2 separate regions of the Homo sapiens genome follow, and region 2 is linked to region 1. Evidence: read pairs that join two places in POLR2A ChIA-PET (ENCODE). Cell type or tissue: A673. All regions are shown on one strand. Each heading gives the region's core, and the rest is flanking DNA. Links, peaks and the distances in the headings are about the cores only.

The links. Peaks named below come from ENCODE experiments on the same cell type or tissue, not always from the same donor. Only the 100,000 strongest peaks of a DNase experiment are listed, where the experiment ranks them.
Region 2: POLR2A ChIA-PET joins it to region 1 with 12 read pairs; 3 of 35 experiments call an interaction of 5 or more read pairs at or near these places.

What each region holds. Positions count from the first base shown.
Region 1 is chr7:34,121,827-34,132,826 of GRCh38, reverse strand. All of the region lies in intron 13 of BMPER (BMP binding endothelial regulator), which reads right to left. Among named protein-coding and RNA genes, the nearest start is that of BMPER, 220 kb to the right of the region's middle. In A673, for the core only: no CTCF peak of the experiment used is centred there; a DNase peak (open chromatin) is centred at 3,896; H3K27ac peaks cover 809 bases.
Region 2 is chr7:34,054,194-34,065,193 of GRCh38, reverse strand. It overlaps BMPER (BMP binding endothelial regulator), which reads right to left. Exons shown (of 15, transcript NM_001365308.1): 9 at 9,891-10,031; 10 at 7,031-7,135; 11 at 3,147-3,192. Among named protein-coding and RNA genes, the nearest start is that of BMPER, 150 kb to the right of the region's middle. RefSeq lists enhancers at 5,228-6,136, 4,795-6,844. In A673, for the core only: no CTCF peak of the experiment used is centred there; DNase peaks (open chromatin) are centred at 3,833, 5,553 and 5,963; H3K4me3 peaks cover 618 bases; H3K27ac peaks cover 5,000 bases.

The DNA.
Region 1 (11,000 bases), core at 1,950-6,949:
GCCACGTCTTGGGGTAAGCCTGATTCTTAGTTTGTAAAGTGATGGGGTCTCCACAGTACTAATATTCTGTGATTCTGTCAAGATATGAACTTGCCCAGGGCTCAGCTAGCCCCAAAACTAGGTAGTATATGTATTTTAAAAGCCCCCAGCCCAGAAATGAGAGAGGGATCTTTACCCCAAAGAAACTCACTGTCTCCTTTTTGGTGAGCTCATCTCATCATAATTCTACTCCCAACATAGATACATACCGTCTTTGAAATTGTTCTAGTCCCCTCAACAAACACCAAGAGAATATCCGCTGTGTGCAACCTGTGGGCTGGGCATTGTGGGAAATGCAGAAAGAAAGAAGAACCTGGCTTCGATCCGGAGGCCTTTGGGGCGTGGTAGGGAGAGCAGGGCAGAACTGGCTTCGATCCTGGGGCCTTTGGGGTGTGGTGGGGAGAGCAGGGCAGAACTGGCTTCGATCCTGGGGCCTTTGGGGTGTGGTGGGGAGAGCAGGGCAGAACTGGGCCAGGCAACACTCAAGGAGGAGTCTTGAGGGCAACATATTAAGGGGGCACTAGCTCTCAGGCTCCAGTAAGTACAGGGCTGGCACTTGAGAGCAAATGCCTTCTTCAATGTTGCTTCTCATGTCTGGGCCCTAGAGGAGAAGAAAACATGCCTACACAATTGTCCCACGGCATAATCTACTCGAAGAGGCAGCAAGGTAAGTGATCACCACACCAAGATTGAACCTCAATTGTGTTATCTTGGGCACATTATTACCCCTTTCCACATTCTCCTTTCCTTGCCTAATCTCTCCCTTAGGGTTCTCAGAAGGTAAATGAAAATCTGTATTCTCCCCTTCCCCCAACGAATCCCTAAAGAAAAGAGCAAAATTCATCCATGCACAGAAATGGAAATGGTTAGAGGACTAAGCAAAACAGAAATTGCAGCATTCCATCTCCAGCCCCACTGAAGTTCAGAGTTTGAAGGATGTGCAGGAATTGAACTTTGTTCTTTCTTTCCTATCACCCTAGGGTGCCATCCCCCGGGATGCCAGCCCCAGCATTGTCTCTAGTCTTCCCATTGGCAGCCGAACAATACTAGCCTGGGTTTGCCTGTGTTGGCCATGGCCACCTCCAGAGAGTGCAGTAATTGGGAGTGTGGAGTCACAAATGGCGGTGAGGAAAATTTATGAAAGTGAAGGCCTCTAGCATCTGGAGGCCACACCCCAGCCACACGCAGCAGTCACCACCAGCCCCCTGCTTCAAAGGGGCCGATCCTTCCATAGGCCTTTTTCACATTAGGCAGTGGATGGCTGCCAAGTCCCACAAACAGGCAAAGGCACAAATCCTCCACTACGTGCATTAATCAAAGGGCGGCAGAGGCGGCTGCCCCTGGAGGATGCGGTACAGTGGTGAACTTTTTCAGATGCTGGGGGCCTTGCATCAAGCATCTGCCGTGCCTTTTGGCTCCACAATAAACCAGCATTCACATCCCATCACTGCACAAGAAAGGGTCTTTTCACACTCAATGCCCTTTGCAGCCTTGGCTGCCGAGGGATAGCTCAGTCCACTGGACCTAAACAGGGTGCTACCCGTCCCAAGAGGCCCACCCCCACCCATCAGTGGGGCTGGCACGCCACCATCCTCAAATCCCAGAAAAAGGACTCCATGACCAGACATTCCCCAAAGCCAAATCATAAACACCACAGGCCTTCCCCTCCATGCCAGCTTCCCCACACCCTCTGCTAGAATGAGAGCACCCTCAGATGAGCCCCTGAGAGTTGGAATGTGAGGCCTGTTTTCTATAAGCAACTGCAGAGATAATTGCCTAAAAGGCCCCAGAACACTGGCCCAGAGGCATCACATGATTTTCTCTTTTTACCATCACATTACTAATAAGTGGCAAAGACAGCATTCAAAGCTGAGCCCTCACCCTCTCCCCTAAGACAGGTCGCCTTCTAAAGCACATGCTGTTCCTTCTAGCTGGGGTGTTCTTCCTCCCCCTTCTCCTAGTTAAAATCCACTCCTCCTTCAATATGCAGCTGAGTAGCTTTCTCAGGGAAGGTTTCTGAGATCCCCAGTCTAGATAAGGTTGCTCTTAAACATTCTCCTGGCATTCTTGCATGGCCCTTATCACACCCTGCAACTACACCCCCATGGGAGCGATCCCTCACTCCATCTACTCCACCATGCCCCAGGGCTGGCAGGTGTTGCTCACCAATTTTCCCCAGCCCTAGTGCAGAGCCTGTTCTAGGGTACATGCTCAAAACCTGTTTTCTGAATGCATTACTTACAGATGTTTATATAGTCAAGTCCAGATAAAGCGACTACTAAGTGACAATGAGATTTACAGGGTTAAATGGCCTCAAAGTGAAGGAGGAATAGGCATTCCATGGATTTAACTACTACTAACATACTGAGGGAAGTTCTGAAAACTGGAGTAGACAGCTAGGAGGTCAGTGGTGGTCTTAGCAGGAATACTTTTACAAGAGTGGTGTGGCCAACAATCCTCCTGAAGTGTATTGCAGGTGGAAAATATGGGAGGCAATGAGGAAAGGCCATTCTTTCAGTAGGTTGTCAGATCAGAGGAGAGAAATGAGGAGATAATTTGAAGGGAACCCAGAAGACAGAGAGAGAGAGAGAGAGAGAGAGACAGAATCAAGAAGACTTGAACACATTTTGCATCAAAGCGGGGAAGGAAGTCCAAGATAAGATGCTGAAGCTAAAGAGATGGAGGGTTTGGGTAACTGGTGACATAATATCAGGAAGAAAACAGGAGAGGAGGGGGTCAAGAACACAGGGAAAAGATTACCCTCCTATTCACTTATCATTGCTAGTAGCCAAATTCCTGAAAAAAAGAAAAAGAAAAATGTAGAAGTCCTTATATTCATATACGACAACATAGGGAGAGGTAACCTCTAGATCAGCAGTTGGAGGAAGGAAGACCAAGGTGCTAATCCAAATATCTAGCAAAGAAGCAGGCAGAACTGAATGCAATTTGCAAATAGTGTTTCCAGGTGAGGAAAGACTCCAGACAAGGGACAAGATGAAAGCCACTAGAGAATGAGGTTTTACTCCCCAGTTCAGTCCATGCCCTTGGGGACTCATGGCAAAGGAACTGAAATAAAACTAAGCCTAAATTATAATATGGCAGGTTTTCTTTCTTTCTTTCTTTCTTTCTTTCTTTCTTTCTTTCTTTCTTTCTTTCTCTCTTTCTCTCTCTCTCTCTTTCTCTCTCTCTCTCTCTCTCTCTCTCTCTCTCCTTCCTTCCTTCCTTCCTTTTCTTTCTGTCTCTTTTTTTTTGAGACAGCGTCTCGCTCTGTCGCCTAAGCTGTGGTCACTGGCACGATCTCAGCTCACTGCAACCTCTGGAGTCAGTGGCACAATCTCGGCTCACTGCAACCTCTGCCTCCTGGGTTCAAGCGATTCTCCTGCCTCAGCCTCGAGGTAGCTGGGACTATAAGTGTGCACCAACACACCTGGCTAATTTTTTGTATTTTTAGTACAGATGGGATTTCACCATATTGGCCAGGATGGTCTCAAACTCCTGACCTTATGATCCACCCACCTCAGCCTCCCAAAGTGTTGAGATTACAGGCATGAGCCACCACACCCGTCCCTAATATGGCAGGTTTTCTAGATTTTAAGCTTGTGATCTAAGAATAGTGATAGAACATTTTTCCCCAAAGCAGGGGATCTGAAATTGAGAAGCCATTTTTTGGCGGAGGAAGGGGTAACCTTTATAGATGTTTTCTTCCTAAATATTTTTATGTTCCCACTATACAATAAAAGTCTTAATAGCAACAATCATGGCAACCCACTGTGGTTTAGCGCTGTGACAGCTCAAAAACCCAACAGGCCGGATGACTCACAAAAAGTCAGAGAATTATAGAATCATAGAGTCTTAAAAGACCTTAGGGAATATCTACTCCCTGCAGGAATTCCTTTTATAATACTCCTGCCAGATGGTCGTACATCTGCATCATGTCTGTGATAGGAGCTCGGTAGCTTTTTAGGAATCTCATTCCTGTGATAGACAATGACAGCTTCTATCTCTCAGGAAGTTTTCTTATATATTAAATGAAAATGTGTTCTATAACTTCCAGCCCTTTATTCAGATCCTGCCTTCTGTTACACTGTAGAATTATTCTATTCTATTTCAGCTTCCATGTGACATCCTCTTCAAACACATTATATAACATAAAAATGTTCCACTTAAAAGTTAAACTTTTGGGGGGCTTTCAGAAGTATTCCTATCATGCCATTTTTTACTTCCTTTGCTTTTATTTATTTTACTTCCAGCAGCTAAAGGGTGTTCCACCTAAGCGCAAACATTATTTTCCTTTTTAAAATTCTTTTAATAAATCTCTACTTGGCAAGCAACTGTGCCATTTGTCTGAGCAAGGGACAAAGATGAGTAAGGCGGGGTACTTACTCCAAACTTCACAATGTGCCAAAATAGGTTGTAATAAAGGAGGAAAATAATGGGTGTTACAAAAAGCAGTCTAGCATTACCAAGGGAGTTCAAGGAAATAGATTACTCTGGCATGGAGGATAGGAAGTGAGAAGTTAGGAAAGATTTTGAGGAGGTGGCATCATTTGAGTTACATCTAAAAGAAAAAAATAAGTTTTACCCAGGCAAAGAGGAAAAAAAGGCTTTTTAGAAAAATGTATACTTTAGACATACATTTGTTTGAATCGGCATACATTCCATTTGGGGACCCAAGAACATCAAGAAGGGGAACAGACATCACGAGAAATCAATGGGAAAGGTAAGTGTTGCTTATTTAATGGACTTCCTTGTATGCCAAACTATGAAGCACAAACATTATTTAAGTAATCAGAAGGAGTCACTGACAGTTGGAGCAGAAAAGTGATAGAATTCAAAATACGCATCAGGAAAGCAAGCTAATAAGAATATTTTGGATGGAATGGAAGACGTGGAGAAAAGAAGTTATGTAGGGATTAAGCAGCTATTTCAGAAGATCCAACTAAGGTTTTCCAAGAGGGAAAGACACCACTTACCTGCGGGAACACCAGTAGAAATTGAGAGGGGACATAAAGCATTGAGATAGGAGAATGTATAGAGCCTGAAAAAGGGTCTCACACTGAGGCAAAAGGGAAAAAGAAGAGTCAAAGATGCATCTGGAGATTCAAGCTTGGATTTAAAGTCTGCCAAGAAATTAGAGGGATGCAGAAGAAGCCGGTAGTAGAAAGGAGCGGGGTGGAGCGGAGGAGAGATGATGAGTTTGTATTTAAACCCACTGTGTTTCTGATGGAACATCCAGGGAGTGGTGTGGTGGTAAATGTTCAACAACTGGTTCTTGGTGGGATCAGGGAGAAGAGGGGACCCCTGATTGGTAGTGCATGCTGACTTATGTGGTGTAAATAGCCAGTGTGGCTGCTTCTAAGCTACAGTACCAACATGGCATCACTGATCACTAAACACACAGCTGGGGAGAAATTCTAACAATTGGCGGTAGGGGGACAATAGAAGCCAGCTCCATCACACCACTGTGTCTACATTGGAGAGAGGAGACAGGGTTGAGCCAGAGTGTTCCTATTGTACAGTTAATAAAATGTGATTCTCTGCAAAACAGAGACCATGACTACTGACAGACTTGGACATCCCTACTGACATGCATCCAACTTCAGCCAAAAGCCCACCAACGGGTTCTCTCACTCTCTCTTACCAACATTCATACACAAGCCATAAAAACAAGGGCTGACAGCAACCAATGAGTTCATGCTGGTTTTATTTTTCATAGTGTCTTAGGATGATTCCTCCTTTAAGGTTTATTATTCTTTTGCCTACCATGAAATAGTAACTAAGCATTTTGCTAAATCAATTTAAAAATTGCTTTGTTTCATTGCTATCATTGTAAGGTACCTCTGGGCTGTCTGCTGTTTTATAAAGGCTCTTAATAATGCTGCTTAGTCACTCATAGGATGCAATTTGGACATTTTTTTTAAAAAAGAGAAATTCTAAACTACTTTTTATCTCTTTCCAGGTGTATAAAAATCTAGCATTATGTCTATATAATACTGGGGCAGTTAACGATGCTATGGTAAGGAGTATTATGTGGAACAAGAAATTTAAAAGGTGAGTGAAGTGAATTACACATATAAAGATAATGGTTGAAAGCCACACACTGGGGAAGAAAGTAAGAGGAAAGAGGAAAAAGCAGCATGGTTGAAAAAGATGTTATTAAGACTCAATAGGAAAAGTTGTAATTTCTCACCTATATATTTCCAACTACAGCACAAACATCCTCATACGCCTTCTTGGTGACACAGCAGCCAGTTAAATATTTTTGTCTAACCATTTCTTATAATAATGTGTAGGGGAACAGAACTTTTCTTCCCTACATAGCAGCCAAATGTTCTTTCAAATGTATTAAACAGATCATAAAACTCCTTTAATCAAAAGTTTCCAAAAATATCTCATCACATTTAAAGTACAATCTAACTAAGCCCTAGTCATGGTCCACAAGTCCCCAGATGAGCTACGCTCTTCCTGCTTTACACCTTCATCTCCATTTAGAAGCCCTAGCTCACTACCTTCAACCAGGCTGGCCTTCCTGCTTTTCCTTAAAAATGCCATGCTCATCATCTGGAACAATCTTCCAGGCTAACTGGAGAAGGGGTGGCTCTCTCCTTTTCAAATTTCAGGCCAATAGTACCTGCTGAGACATTCATTCCCTGACCACTAGTATCTAAAATGACCCCATTCTCCCATTTCATCACCTTCTCTCAAGTCAGAAATTATTTTGTTTATTTGGTTATTTTTGGTGGCACTCCCCAAATAGAATGTAAGTGCTGCCATGAAGGACTGTGTTTGTTTAATTTCCTGCCAAATCTTCAGCATCCAGCACAGTTACTAGCACATTGCAGGTGTTCATCTGTGGAATGGCAAATGCTCCCACTCCCATTAATTGGATACATTTCAGAGGAAAAGAAAACCTTATTGAAGAATGATCCATGTTTTCACAATGCTGTCCTCCATTGTATCTAAATATAATGCTGTGCCACCATAATGCCAAATTAAGCAACACAACAATATTGAATGAATATTGAATGAATAATTCAACACATGTCTTGGGGCCTTGCAAAGGAGCATAATCAGGCCATTTGAAAGATACATGACTAAGAAAGGATGTGCTTATTTCTCTCTGTCATGCTGGGAGCAATTTACAGTATCCTTAGGAAGCACTGCAGTAAGGTAAAGTAAATGTATATATGAGTTTCCTTCAGTCGCTCATGCATTCAACTAGCATTTCATAAGCATGAAGCTGAGAACTAGTGATATAAAAATAAAATGTCAAAATCTCCACTTTCAAAGACTTAAAATAGAATGAGAGAAACAAATAGAAAAATAATTTTATTACCATATGATCAATATTACAATGAAGATATGAAAATACTGAAAGACAGCAGGAAAGGGAATGATCAACTGAGTTGGAAATGGGGAGGGCATATTTGAGAAAACTTCATTGAGGAGGGGACAAATGATCAGCAATGGTCAGAGTTTTGCATGAGTGTGAAAGGCAAACAAGGAAAAGCAAAACACCAGGGAGGACAGCCCATAGAAAGCCATTAAGCCCTGAAATGGCATTACCCACTAGAGAATTATAATAATTTTATATGGCGTAAGTAGTTGAACATGTGTGGGAAGAGACCACAGGCTTACCAAAATGTAACAAGGAGAGCATAGACAAGAGAACTATAGACTATCTATTTACAAATATAAGGGCAAAAATACCATATAAAACATAATTAAACAGAATTCAACCGTATATTAGAAGAATAATATATCATAACCAAATACTGGGTTTTTTTTTTTAGGAATGCAAGGTTGGTTTGATCTCAAGATATTTACTGATCTAATTTTTCACATTAATAGATGAAAGAACTGCTATGTATTCATACTTACAGGTGCAACATAATATACAATAAATGTAACATTAATCCTGGTTTCAAAATTTCACAAACATGTTAAAACTAAAGCAAAAGAATGTTTCTTTAACAGTGTGAAGAGTCTGTCTCAATTTAGAGAGCCAAAATTGTTCTTAACAATGAAATATCAGAGGTATGTCTGTAAATTCAAAAAAAGGATGCTTTTCATTACCACTATTAACTAACATTATTCTTAAAGTTATAGTCTCTAAAATTACACAAGAAAACAAATAATATGCATAGATTGTAGAAAGTAAAGGACACAATTTTACTTGCTTGCAAATGACATGATAGCCTGTAATTGAGAAACTTCAAAAAAATCAGCTATAAAAACAGTTTTCCTATATGCCATCAATAACTGCTTAAGACATTAAACTATACAAAAAGACCCACTTCACAATGCTAATCCATTACTGTCACAAAAAAAAAAAAAACTTTACAATGCAAAACCTATGGAAAGCTAACAATAAAATGTACTGTGTAAATGGAGAGATATTTTCTGGGCTAAGGTAACAGACTTTATTTTTATATTTTAAAAAAGGTCTGAATTATGTATTAATAATATAATAAAATACAACATAATACATGGAAGAAAATTAATTTTCAAAATCACTTTGGCTGCACAGAGGAAGCTGAGTTGTGGAAGTAGAGGCTACATTAGTTCATCATGGGAGAAGATGTACCTAAAAGAGGAGAGCGAGCAGTTGGGAAACAGAAAAGATAACAATGAGCTACACCAAGACAATGATGGTTGCTAATGCAACCCAGGAAATAGATTTAAATATGTTTGAGAGCCTATGTCAACAACATTCAGGAACTAATTGAATATTTGAGCACCAGAGTTAAAGGACAAGGGCAAATGTACATTCAACTAAGATTTGCTGAGTACTCTCTATGTGCCAAGCATTAAATTATATGCTGTGCCCCATGGATAATTAAATGAAAAGATACATTAATTCAGCATCCTCCTGGGAAAGGAGACAGATTAAAAGATATAGTCTCAACCCAAAAGAAGTCTACATGCATTCCTTTAAGTACAAACAAAAATCTAATGTGGATCCTAATTAGCTGAAAATTATGAAAAAATGATGCTTTCAAATTAAAGAACAGCCCTATTCTTAGAATATAAACATATTTAGGAGAATCTAAATGTGTTTGATTAACAGAGAAGGATAATGTGAAGTTAAGGGAAAGAAAGATGCTCAATCATCCATGAATTTGGCTCAGACTGAGCAAAATCATAAGTTAAACTATAATCCAGGAGATGAGAGTGGAGTTCAGACGTGAAAGAAGACCAGGCCTCTCCACTGCTGGTTCTCACTCCTGATTGCACTTTAGAATCATCAGGGAGATTTAAATAGCACTGATGCCCAGGCCACAGCTTAGAAGATTCTGACTAAATTGTCCTGAGTGTGGCCAGGGCATCAGAAAACTCCCAGGTGACACCAATGTGCAGTTCTGCCCAAGAAATACATATACCCCAGGAGTTGACCTCATCTCTAGGAGTCCTTGATTCATGATCTAGATATTTACTCCAATTGAACACAGCTAACAAGGACGTAATCTTAGTGCTAAAAGATAGCACTGGCCTCTGATTCTCTTCGGGAAGCATATTATAGCCAGTAAACTCCTGTTTTTATAAGAAAAAACTAAGATACATAATTTTAGTACTTCTACCATCTAAATAGCTTTTCCAACCTTAAAATTGCACATTACACACTAATGATTACACACATTAGACTGTAGCACATTACAGTCTAATGATTTTCTTCCACCTCTGTTTTAGAAATAAAATTGTGGGGGTAACATATAAGCCTCCTCCCTCTAAATCTGCAATAAAATAATTTTAGTTCACTTTAGAAATGCTGGCTGATATAGAGTTCTTAAAATTGTATCCCTTTATGCCATATTCTATAAAGAAATATTATATTAATGAATGTGAAATAAGAACTAATCCGAAGAGCTTCTGTGGACTCTGAGAAGAGCATTATATCTTCCCCCTGACCTTTGCAAACGAATCAGGTAAATACCGATTTAAAAAAATGTTATTTCAGACCTTGGATGAAAATCATCATTATGTACCTATCATAAACTCAGAGAAAAATGAACAACTTTGGTTGTTATTAAAAGCATGTGGAAAAAAGAACTGTAATATTCTCTCTCAAAGCCTTTGACTCACGATTGTCCTTTAAAGACCAATGCAAAACCAAAATTCTCAAGGAGCAAAGAGCAGATAACAAGGCTGCAAGAGGTTCCCTGTTAACAATGATTTCTCTCCAACAAAAGGAGTCTACATTTCTTCTGGCTTTTGCTCTACAGGACTGGTGTCTGTGTGCAGGCAAATTCACTAAGGACTCTAGATCCAGGTGACAACTGATCTCTATAACCCCTGGTCCCTCTATTCAAAATCCAGCCATGACCTGGCCTCACCTGAGACTTGTTAGAAATGCAGACCCTCAGCCCTACCTAAAACCTATTGAGCCGCATTCTGTTTTAACAAGATCTCAGATGATTTGAATGTGCTTGGAAGTTTGAGAAGCTCTGGTCTAAAACCGAGCTACTAAAAGTATGATTTGCGGAATACCGGCATCAGCATCACCAGGAGCTAGGTGAAAATGCAAATTGTTGGGCTCCATTCCAGACCTATTCAAGCAGAATCTGTTGGGGTGGGTCCTGGAGCCCAGATATCTTACTAATCTGTTCAGCAGAGTCTTTGTGTACAAGCTTTGAGAGGCAGTAGTCTAGAACAGATTTCTGCCCCAGCCCACCCCACCCCACAATTGCCCAAGCTGGAGTGCAGTGGCATAATCACGCCTCACTGCAGCATCCAACTCTTGGGCTGAAGCAATCCTCCCACTTCAGCCTCCCAAGTAGCTGGGACCACAGGCATGTACCACAATGCCCAGCTAATTAAAAAAAAAAAATTGTAGAGATGGGGTCTCAATATGTTGCCCAGGCTGCTCTTGAACTCCTGGTTCAAGCAGTACTCCTGCCTTGGCCTCCCAAAGTACTGGGATTACAGGCATGAGCCACCACACCTGGCCTTTGCTCTGTATT
Region 2 (11,000 bases), core at 3,135-8,134, 69 kb after region 1:
TGTGTGTGTGTGTCCGAGAGAGAGGGAGAGAGTGTATGTGTTTTAATAAGATATAAATTAGTTGTTTTTCTGGCTTTAGAAAACACTAGACTTTTTTGTAGTTTCATCCTTGCTTTCTCTACTCTAGAAATCTGTATATTAAGAGAGCTTTCATAATTTACAAAGGAGGAAAAAATGTGCCCAAAGGTTTGTTCTGAATCCTGAATATAATGACAAAGAAATTTCAAAGTAGGAGGTCTCGAAGCCACAGCTAAAGGACATCAGAATAAATCTACCTGAATGTGTTAAGAAAAACTGGGCATTGCTTAAAAATTGGAAGTCATCCCATCTCTTAACTCAATCTGAACAAATAAGCCTCGCCAAATAGAATGCATTTTACAGCAATGATGGAAGAACTGCTGGAGAGCAGGAGAGAGTAAACAGATGGAAAGAACACCAAAGGAAATTGAGAAATAGCCATCTGATGATATAATTGAGACTTGGACAGAGAACCACATGCCTGGGCCCTTCCAGCACTGACTGACCTGCTCCGCGCAGGTGCAGAGTCACTGTCCTCCCAGTGCCCCTCCAGCTGGGTGGCCTTCTCCCTTGCCAATTGCCTCTCTCAGTGATAGAAGGCATGAGCTCATTCACATGGTTAACACAATATGGTACTTAATATAACCAGTTTAAAGCTTGCTTCTATTTTATAATACCTTTCCTTCCATTTGTATTCTTTTCTTTTTCTTTACGATGTCACCAGTTTTCTAGATATGGAAAGTCCAGCTCATAATGAATAAACTGATAATATAATGTAGATTTTTCTCAACTATCTCAATAATCACCTATTTGATCCTTGCAAAATAAAGTCAGATAATTCAAGATTTAGACTGCTTCTTACAAGATTGGTAATTTTTTTTTTTTTTGACAGAGTCTTGCTCTGTTGTCTAAGCTGGAGTGCAGTGGCATGATCTTGGTTCACTGCAACCTCTGCCTCCCAAGTTCAAGCTATTCTTGTGCCTCAGCCTCCCAAGTAGCTGGGATTTCAGGCACACACCACCACGCCCAGCTAATTTTTGTATTTTTAGTAGAAATGGGGTTTTACCTTGTTGGTCAGGCTGGTCTCAAACTCCTGCCCTCAAGTGATCTGCCCTCCTCGGCCTCCCGATTACAGGCATGGGATTACAGGCATAAGGCACTGCGCCTGGCTGGTCATATGTTTTTATGAAGCTGGTAAGCAGTGATCCTGCCTGACAACAATGTGATTGGCAGAGGTAATGAGTCTGTGCTCATGCAAATTGAAAGAGTTAACTGGAAAATAAGAGGCATTCCTATGAGGTCTGTCTCTGCTTCAACTGGAAGACACTTTATGAGGAAATGCAAACATCTCCATTGACATGGATACAGAGGAAAACTTCATCAGTGTAGACTCTATTCTGCTCATCCAGAAGGGAATTAACTGGAAGGCAGCCTCTGAACCATCCATAAACAAAGTTTCCTCAGGGTTTCTGGAAGGATGATTAAATGTATTAGATTGTACACGTGTTTTTAAATCAACTGGTGTGTTAATCATAGCTAATTTGTCTTCCTGCATTATTCTCTACTAAGTCGTACTTCATTGGCCTCCTTTGAGTTATTTTATGTACTTCATTATCTTTAAAGTAAACCTTTTTTATTAAATCTATAATTAAATTTTCATTAATTCAACCAGCATTTTTTCCAATATGTAACTGTTTAATAGCTCTCTGCTTCTAAAAATAGCAACATATATAGTAGATAAATATTATATTTAATAGTTTTATATAAATACACACACACACACACACACACACACATATAGTGACCCTGCATATCTATTGTCCAAAGGCACTAATCAATTAAAAAAATAACAGAGTCTAGTAATTCTAGTAATATCAACTCTATTTTAGAGAATTGGAAAGAACAAACCTGTGCCCATGTGAAAGCTGCTTTCAGCTGTCTTCCAGACCACTTCTCTAAACATAACTGGCTCAGAAAACACACTGATAGACTTTATGACTTTGTTAATCCTACTTATCATACATGGGAACTAATTTGACAGTGACATTACTAATACTCCTCTTTCAATAAAACACTCCAGGAAGCTATCTCAAAACCATATGAATTTCAGGAGGACTAAAATGGCAGTTTGCTAATAGATCTAGGCATGTGTCTACATGTGGGAATGATATGAAGCTATTGCTATGCTCTGTCTGTATGATCAGTAGTACAGTCTCAGACAGTTTTCAGAATAGGCCATGCTTAGAAGGAACTTTCAAGAATACAGTTAAAAATAGTCATGAATCACACAACAACATTTTGGTCAATGATGGACCACATATAGGACTGTGGTCCCATAGGAATATAATACTGCATTTTTACTATACCTTTTCTACTTAGATACACAAATACCATGTATTACAATTGCCTACAGTATTCAGTACAGCGACACGCTGTACAAATTTGTAGCCTAGAAGCCACAGGCTATACCATATAGGCTAGGTGTGCAGTAGGTTATACCATCTAGGTTTGTGTAAGTGCACTCTATGATATTCACACAACAACAAAATCACCTAAGGATGCATTTCTCAGAAGGCATTTCACATCCTGTTAAGTGACCCATGACTATAATAGGATGGCAAAACCATCAGCCCGATGACTTCTTGTTTTCTCTTTGCCAACAGCAAGACTGGATGCACCCAGGTGACATGGTGATGAGGTGGGGGTGGGGTGAGGGAGCAGGAAGTGCAGCTGTTTGGCTTTATAATGGGAGAAGGAAAGCCCCTCCTAGACTTTGTATAATGTTTGGTTTTACGGATAGCATTATCTTAACCGCGATGACTACAAATGCTATTAGCAGTTAAAATGCACATTAAGTTATCTGGTCCTTTTTAAAACCTAATCAAACCATTTATCTTCTTAATTTCTCATAGCAACAAATTCTGATGGAAGTATCTATATTTGTCTCCATTGTACTTCTGTGGGAGAATTACAATTGACTTAAAGTGACTGTAGGGAGGTGAGATGATCCCATCCTATATATACCTACAAAAATAAAATGTGTGGGAAACATACACCCCTATTTTTCTTGTTGCACTATAAAATGCAAAACAAATACTAATAGCACATTTTCAAAGGAATAAACTTACTTTCAGTGCAAATAGGACAGCATCCTTTTCTGTTGAGAATTTTGCCCTAATCAGAAGAAAAACAAATACAAAGTTACTGTTTAAAAAAAAAAAAAAACAGGGTCTCCTGAGGACAAATATCTTTTTAAAATCTAATACAAGATAAACCAATGAAATCAGTCCAAGCTGTATTTGAACTCAATGCCCAGATGGTGATGAAGATGGTGAAAATGAAGTTTCAAGTATCAGGTTCTAAGGCCAGGCAAAGTCATTCAGCAAGCTTTCCTGTTTTTATCCTCCAAGAAATATAATACCTAAAGGGCTCACTAGTGTGATTTTTCTCACATGGAAGGAAGATGAAGACAGTCTGGACTCAACCTTTTCATTGATACCCAAATCTAGCCCTTTAGAGACCAAGGGCACACACATAAAAATGAGAATTATCTGTCAACCTAGCGAACCCTACAAGACCTTCTTTCTGTCTTTGCTTGTTGGAGAAGCTTAAACAATAAACTGTAATCCAAGCTCAGGAATCATCAGCACTATGGATATGGGCAATATCTGTGCTACAGATCAAATTCAGTCAGATTTCTTGTTTCAGAAAATGGTATGTTATCCATGTTGAATCACTGTTATGCACTCAAAGCCAAGGAAGCTGAGAATTTTGAAACACTGAGTAATGCTTCATTACCTTTCTGGAAATACACTGCAATTTCCTACATTGCACAACTTTTGAGTTTTTTAATGCATGACATTTAAAGGAGGTGACGTATTCTCAGGACTCATATCAGAAAATCAGTTGTCTTATCTCTGACTCAGTGGTTAATCAAAGAGAAAAAGAAATGTAGAAGAAGTTTAACATTTAGGGAGCACTTGCTATATAACAAATATCTTATTCGATATTTTACTTATGTGATAACATTGGGTTAGTGATAAGGATTTAATACTTATGACCTATTAAGATTTAATGAACATTAGAGATTTTATAATCACTGTTATTAAGATGCACAAGAACCTTATGAGCTGAGTATTTCCCTTTTTATAGGTGAAGAAATTGAGGTCATGCAACACAAGAGTAGTAGAACCAAAAATCAAACCTAATTTTGTCTGACCCTAAAGGACATTTTCTTCCCACTGCAGTTTTGTCCTCTTGAGTCCTTTCTCTTGAATATAATTTAATATTTATTATCTGCTATACACTAGACTGAGTGCTATGCATTCCTCATACTTTATCATTTAAATTTCACAATAACCCTCCACATGCAGTTGTCCTTATCCCCTGTTTACAGGGAACTAAGGAAACAGAGACCATGGAGAGGTTGCCAAGGCTCATGTCAAAGCCACATGGCTCACACACTGCTCATTCACTCACTCACTACTGGTCATTTCCATCAAGAGTAGGCTTAAGTACTCAAAAAGAAAGAATCAGATTGACTTAAAGGATTCTGGTTAATTATTGAAGATCTTTAATCAGGTCTGATTTGTTTTTGCATCAGCTAGGCCTAAATGATACATTAAAGGCTTTGACAACTTTGAGTGAGACTTAAAACTCAGCCCCAGCCAGTCATCCCATAGTGTGGGGGCATCACAACATATTTTCATTGCCTAGAGCTCTGCTGTCAATTGCAATTTGGCACAGGGGTCTCTTTTGGTTTCTCAAGACTGAAAGCAGTTGCAGATGAAGCCAAATGAGGTCAGCTCAGGCCCAGGGAATGACGGCCCCAAGAGGATTAAGGTGCTTTATCCCAATGCAGCAGAGCCACCTTAAAGCCAAGACTCCAAACAAATGTGACTACGATTCCCTACATCCACATCTCGGTGGAAACTTCCATCTCTCGTCTTCAGAAAATGAAAGTGGCAGTGATGATATCACTAAATTAGATGGGGGAATAAATCAGGTACAAGCTGTAAAGTCAGAGCACCTGTGTAATATGCAATTAGCCGTAAGACTCTGGTCATGCTGCAGGCTCTTCCATAAGCAGGGTCTAGAAATACCACCCACCTCAGAGGGGTGATGTTAGCATTAAATGAGATTAGTGTTGTCACTATAAAATCTCAGTACGTATTAGAGATGGAGAGATGACAGTGTCCTGATGACCCAGTCCCCACTTCAGCCCTCATAGCCCTTCTCACAAATGGCACTCCTTTGCCTCTGGGGGAGTTGCAGGATGGGGGAGGAGAGGCAGGATTGACAAGGAATCCAATCATAAAACCCTTCTTCCACAAGAAACATTTACATCTGGAAAAAGAGAATATGCAGTAGCCAGGAAAGACAGAGCAGGGAATACAAGCTCCTCCTCTCTATCTCTTTTTTTTTTTTTTTTCCAAAATTTCCCCAGGCAATGTAGGGGAGGGGAAGTAAGTTTTTAACAAGATTTCCATGGTAGATAGAGCTGAGTTATCTTCCAAAGACCTCCTGCTGGCCCCCGAGAAGGGAAAGTGTGAACTGGAGGAGTGGTTGGAAGGAAGCCTAGAAACAGAAAGGTGGCCCCTGAGGCCGGGGCCTTGGCAGGGGCACCAACAAGCTTTGACAAGGCGTGGAGGGGGTGGGTGGGGCAGGGAAAGGCCTCTGCTTGGAGGAATGGATGCCCCTGGCCCAAATGTGGTCCACAATGATGAAAGGCTAATGAGACACCAGTGACATAAAGAACGTTGACCTCCCCCCACCATCCCCTCCCCCAGCAAGAGCACAATGAAAACTATCAATCCAGCTACAAGTGGCAGAATTCAAGTGAAGCTGGAAACTCCACGGCGGCCTGCTGAGGCTAGTTACTTGAGCCACCAGGTTGGCACAGCATCCTGTTTTTGTCTTGTAGAATAAGGAAGCCCATTATTACTAACATGTGCTGCAAGAGTTCATTAGCAGCGAGGGTTCCCGGAGGACTGGCATAATGATGTGATCCCATTTTTCCCAATGAATATTTATAAGCAGACCATGTTCAAGTCTACTTATTGTATCTTCTTTTTTTTTCTTTTATGGGAGGCTTTCAGTTTTATGTCTGAGGCTTTTTAAAGCAAGACTAATTAGGGTTTTTTTTTTTCTTTTTTTCCTCTCCTCTTTATTCAGTTGTGCAATAGCAACAGCTGTTGTTTTTTGTGCCTCATTTGGCAGTCAAGTAAAAACAGCAACTTTTGTTTATAATAATAACAGATGTGAATAAAATTAAAAGCTGTCTATAACAGAGAAGGGAGGACATGTCCTGAATATATGGATATATTTTTTCATTCACGGGAAGGTGTTGAATAGGTTTGACACCTTCCCAAAATGTATAAAACTTTAAAAGGTTTCAAGTTGCTGAGGTGAATTCAATGAACCTCATGCTTTAGAAGATAATGGTTGCTTTATTCAGTGTGCTGGAGCTATGAGTTTTTGAAAAGAGATATTTCCATAAGGATGCTATTTCCATTTGGGGCTACAATGGAGGCCAGGATTAGAGAGAGAAAACTTCAGCAAAGAAATCGGGGATGCCGTGAGGCAGGAGAAACCCCTTGGGGAAGTATTAATAAATAAACCACATATTACTTTGAATGGCTATAAGAGGAAAGCTCTGATTTGAGAAGGGAGAGAAAAGAGGAAAAGGCAAAAGACAGTTACGATGTTAAACAAAACCTGGCAAAAGAAAACAAAGAAAGAGATCTTGCAGGAGTTGGAGAAATTTTACAGAATGAATGGGAGATGTCAATAAGAAATCAGAATTGGGACAAGAGCAAAGCAGAGCTATTTTCATGCAAGGAAAAAATCTGCAAGAAGAATGAGCAAACTTTGCAAGAGGCATTTGACTAGTCAGGAATGTAGAGGCTTTGGGGGAGCTGGAGTCTGTGTTCGGAAGATGGCATGCGACTGTGCCACACACAGGACATTTCTCAAGACGCTAAGGTAAAGTCAATCTGTGTTCCAAACATACCTGTGGGCAGCTACTGATGGGAATGCACTGCTTATTGCGACACTCCGTCCTGCCTTTCACACAAGCACAGATGGTACAATTGATAGAGGACCACATCTCTCCATCCTACAAGAGAGGGCACAGGATCCTGTCAGCAGCTGGAGGCTGACAGGAGTTGAGGCAACAGACTGTAACCTCTCCATGGAGGAAAGCATTTCTTGCCCTGAGTGAGGGACGCCATCATTAGACTAAATGACTCAGGTGTCTGTCTACATCCAACTGATTTAAGATAAAGATTAGTGAAGATTTCAGATTGTGTGCAAGCATGTGTGTGTGTGTGTGTGTGTGTGTGTTCCCCCTCCTGGATATAAAAATAATTATTGTGTGTTTAACCAAGTCATATTTATGTCTTGTTGTCATGCATTGTTTACTTAGTTCCACCCTGGGGGAAAACCAAGCATGAATTTTCATACATGATACAATGACAGAAATCTAATTTTCCCGTTTGATAAGACTAAAATATTTAAGCTGTCCCAAGCACCAATAGTTAATTGAGATGTCCAGAGGTGGTTAATTACCAGATGTGCCATGGTTCTGGCCCATACAGGACATGCATAGAAGACAGGCTAATTCAAATGACTCCCAGTGCTCAGACAGACACTTGATGGGCAAGCCACTGAAAATGCAGAGCTCAGAGAGAAGACTCCAAGTGCCATGGATATCCTGTCCCTGCCTATCTAGTCCTCTCCTCTTAAAATGCAGGGCAGCATTTTGGGACACATTTCCTAGACTAGATCCTTGCTCAGACAGAAAGAGCTATTTGAGGAATTTCTTTCACTCATGAAAGGTATAATCTGTGAATGCCAAATACCACAAAAAGCCCTTGTACCTCTGGAGGACAGGCAGGGATGTGCATCCTTGCTTGTGGGTAAAAAAGATCACAGACAACAGAGTTGGGCTGAAAACAAAACAAGGATTCCTTCCTGAGCTTGCAGATCCAAGCAGCAGATTTTTGTTAAAAACAGAAACAGTTGAGATATTTGATGACTCCCCTGCCTCTTTCCCTTCCTGACTTTTTGAAGCTATTTTAAGGACTGTCTACCCTCTAGTGCCTTTCAAGAAAGACCTAACTGAATCTGCCTTAAAGGACACCTGACTGTTCCAAGTTCTCTGAGTACACATTTCTAGGAATCCAAGTCTCCGTGAATTATTTTAAGCCTCAGTCATTTAAAGGAACCGTTTTTACAAGGTGACTTACAAGTGTATTGCAGCCGGGCGCGGTGGCTCACGCCTGTAATCCCAGCACTTTGGGAGGCCACGGAGGGTGGACGACAAGGTCGGGAGTTCGAGATCAGCCTGACCAACATGGCAATATCCCATCTCTACTAAAAATACAAAAATTAGCCAGGCATGGTGGCATGCACCTGTAATCCCAGCTACTCAGGAGTCTGAGGCAGGAGAATCACTTGAACCCGGGAGGTGGAGGTTGCAGTGATCCAAGATCACACCACTGCACTCCAGCCTGGGCGACAGAGCGAGACTCCATCTAAAAAAAAAAAAAAAAAAAAGTGCATTGCACACAGCACCATGGTGAGAGTGAGAGTGAGGCTATTTCATCTGGGTGTTCTGGAGACAGAGGAGGAGGCGACTTTATATCAAGAGGACATATGAGCATCTCTGAAAGTCTGATGTAAACACAACACACATGCCTCCCCCTTCACTGGGCATGACACCTTATGTGTTTTTTTGTCCTCAGTTGTTTTCTCTTTTTTAATTTTTTTTATTTTATTTTTAGTTCTGGGGTACATGTGCAGGATGTGCATGTTTGTTACATAGGTAAACGTGTGCCATAGTGGTTTACTCCACCTATCAACCCATCACCTAGTTATTAAGCCCAGCATGCATTAGCCATCCTTTCTAATACTCTCCCTCCCTCCACCCTACCCCCCAACAGGCCCTAGTGTGTGTTGTTCCTCTCCCATGTCCACATGATCCCATCATTTGGCTCCCACTTATAAGTGAGACCATGCGACACTTCATGTCTTCTTACTATTCCATCAGAACCAAGACCTCTCCCTCCAACTACTTCAGTGTGATAGGAAGTGTGGCTCAGTGCAGCATGCCTGCAGAGCTACCACAACTGACTTGTTTATGTGGGTCTTGATTCTCATGGGTATCATGAGGTGACAGCTTCGGTAGAGAGTGATTTGACTCCTTCCACCCCTAGGGAAAATGGACTAGATAGGAGGTACTTTGGACAAAGCCAACCATCTTGCATTTTGAAGTTTAAATGGCCATTGCACTGTTTCCCACTTGGGGTCCTCAGAGAATAATGTAAAATACACCTGAGATTGGTAACAGATGGCCAAAAGACAACCTTTTCCATTCAGCTGGGCAGAGCTCTCTCACCTGGCTCAACTACATACACTATTAACATCCTTATCTGAATATCTTCCAAATGAGAAAATTTTTCTTTGCAAAGGTAGCTTTGTGAAAAACTTCTAAAAGCTTCAAGCTGTATAGATCCATCAGGATCTTGACAAGGATCATCACCTTGACAAATGTCATTGAGCATCTCCAACGAGATGAGGTACTCCTAGGTATTCAGGCAGGTTTTACAGGCTTAACATATTTCAGCAAAAATATAGTCAAGAAAAACATCTTTCAGACGGTTGATTCTCTGCCCCTATCTGCACTTGATTCTAACTATAAATGTATATATAATACTGTAATATAAATACATTCTATTAATATATGCACACATATACATTTGTATATGTATATAGAAATTATGGGATAACCCAATCTGCCTAGTGTCTGGAGCTTTTTAATTGTCAGCGTAGTAATACAGGAGTTCCCATGTGCTTGTCTCATGACATACCTGGAAAATCTTGTTGCCAAATTTGCATACTTTGATGTCTTCTGGGGGCACTCGTAGGAGGCACTCTTCACAACAGCCCTCCTGGCCTTGGTCACAGCCACCAGGGTGGGAGCACTTCCTCTTGCAAACCACAGTAGAGTCCTGGGGGCCCAAAGGCAAAATAGAAATTAAAAATGATTTTCGCCTCTACCAAACATCCTACCTGGCCTTCCTTTCATAACTCATAACTATCTGTGTCAAAGTCTGTAAGGTACCCTATTTTAATTTATTGCAATAAATCTTTCATTCACTTCAAATTGTGATTTGTTGATTAAGTATCTAGACTAGAATATCAGGGCACTGTGGAAACTATGGCACGTAACCCCTACCTCCCAAGGATTTATGATTTCACGTTCCAGAGACTGATGAGCCCACTCCACCAGCATGTGGCAAGACCGCCCAGCTCCCCACGAACCACCAGTTTCCTTCTTCCTGCCCTCTACCTCTTTGCAACCTGCACTAATAGTGCTCTCTTGGGTCTCCTCCACGGCTTTATGCCACCTTTTGGAACTTAACGTAAAGGCATGATATCTTTGGTCAGAGGGTAAAAGTTAAGAGCAAAGGCACCACCTCAGGACAAGATTCCTCAAGTGTGTTCTGTGCTCACCAAGGGACTGAACCAACAGTTTCAAAACTGGACCTGGGTTCCAGAGCTCTAATGTAGTGGAGTGACTTTGACCAGGCCACTTACCCACTGAAGGTGAAGAGTTTGTATCATCTGTAAGTTAAAGAAGTGTGATTTGATTTCAAAAAAAAGTGCTCTTCTGCCTATTGTTTCTCAGGTTTACTGTGCCTCTTAAATGTAAAATACCTGGCACATAGAAATTATTATAAACCAACTTCAATTGGAAAAAAAAATCCTTTGTCAAACTGCATATCTTGATTTCTTGTTTAAAAACAAGGGCACTCCCTAGCTCTCAAACAATGCATATTTCACCGTAGATCTCCCTGCTTTCATTGTGTATGTGTGTGTATGTGTGTGTGGAGAGAGAGAGCGTGCTTTATGTACATATCATTAGACTGTGGTGCCTAGCACTATGTTAAGCAATGAGAATACAAATACAGAGATGG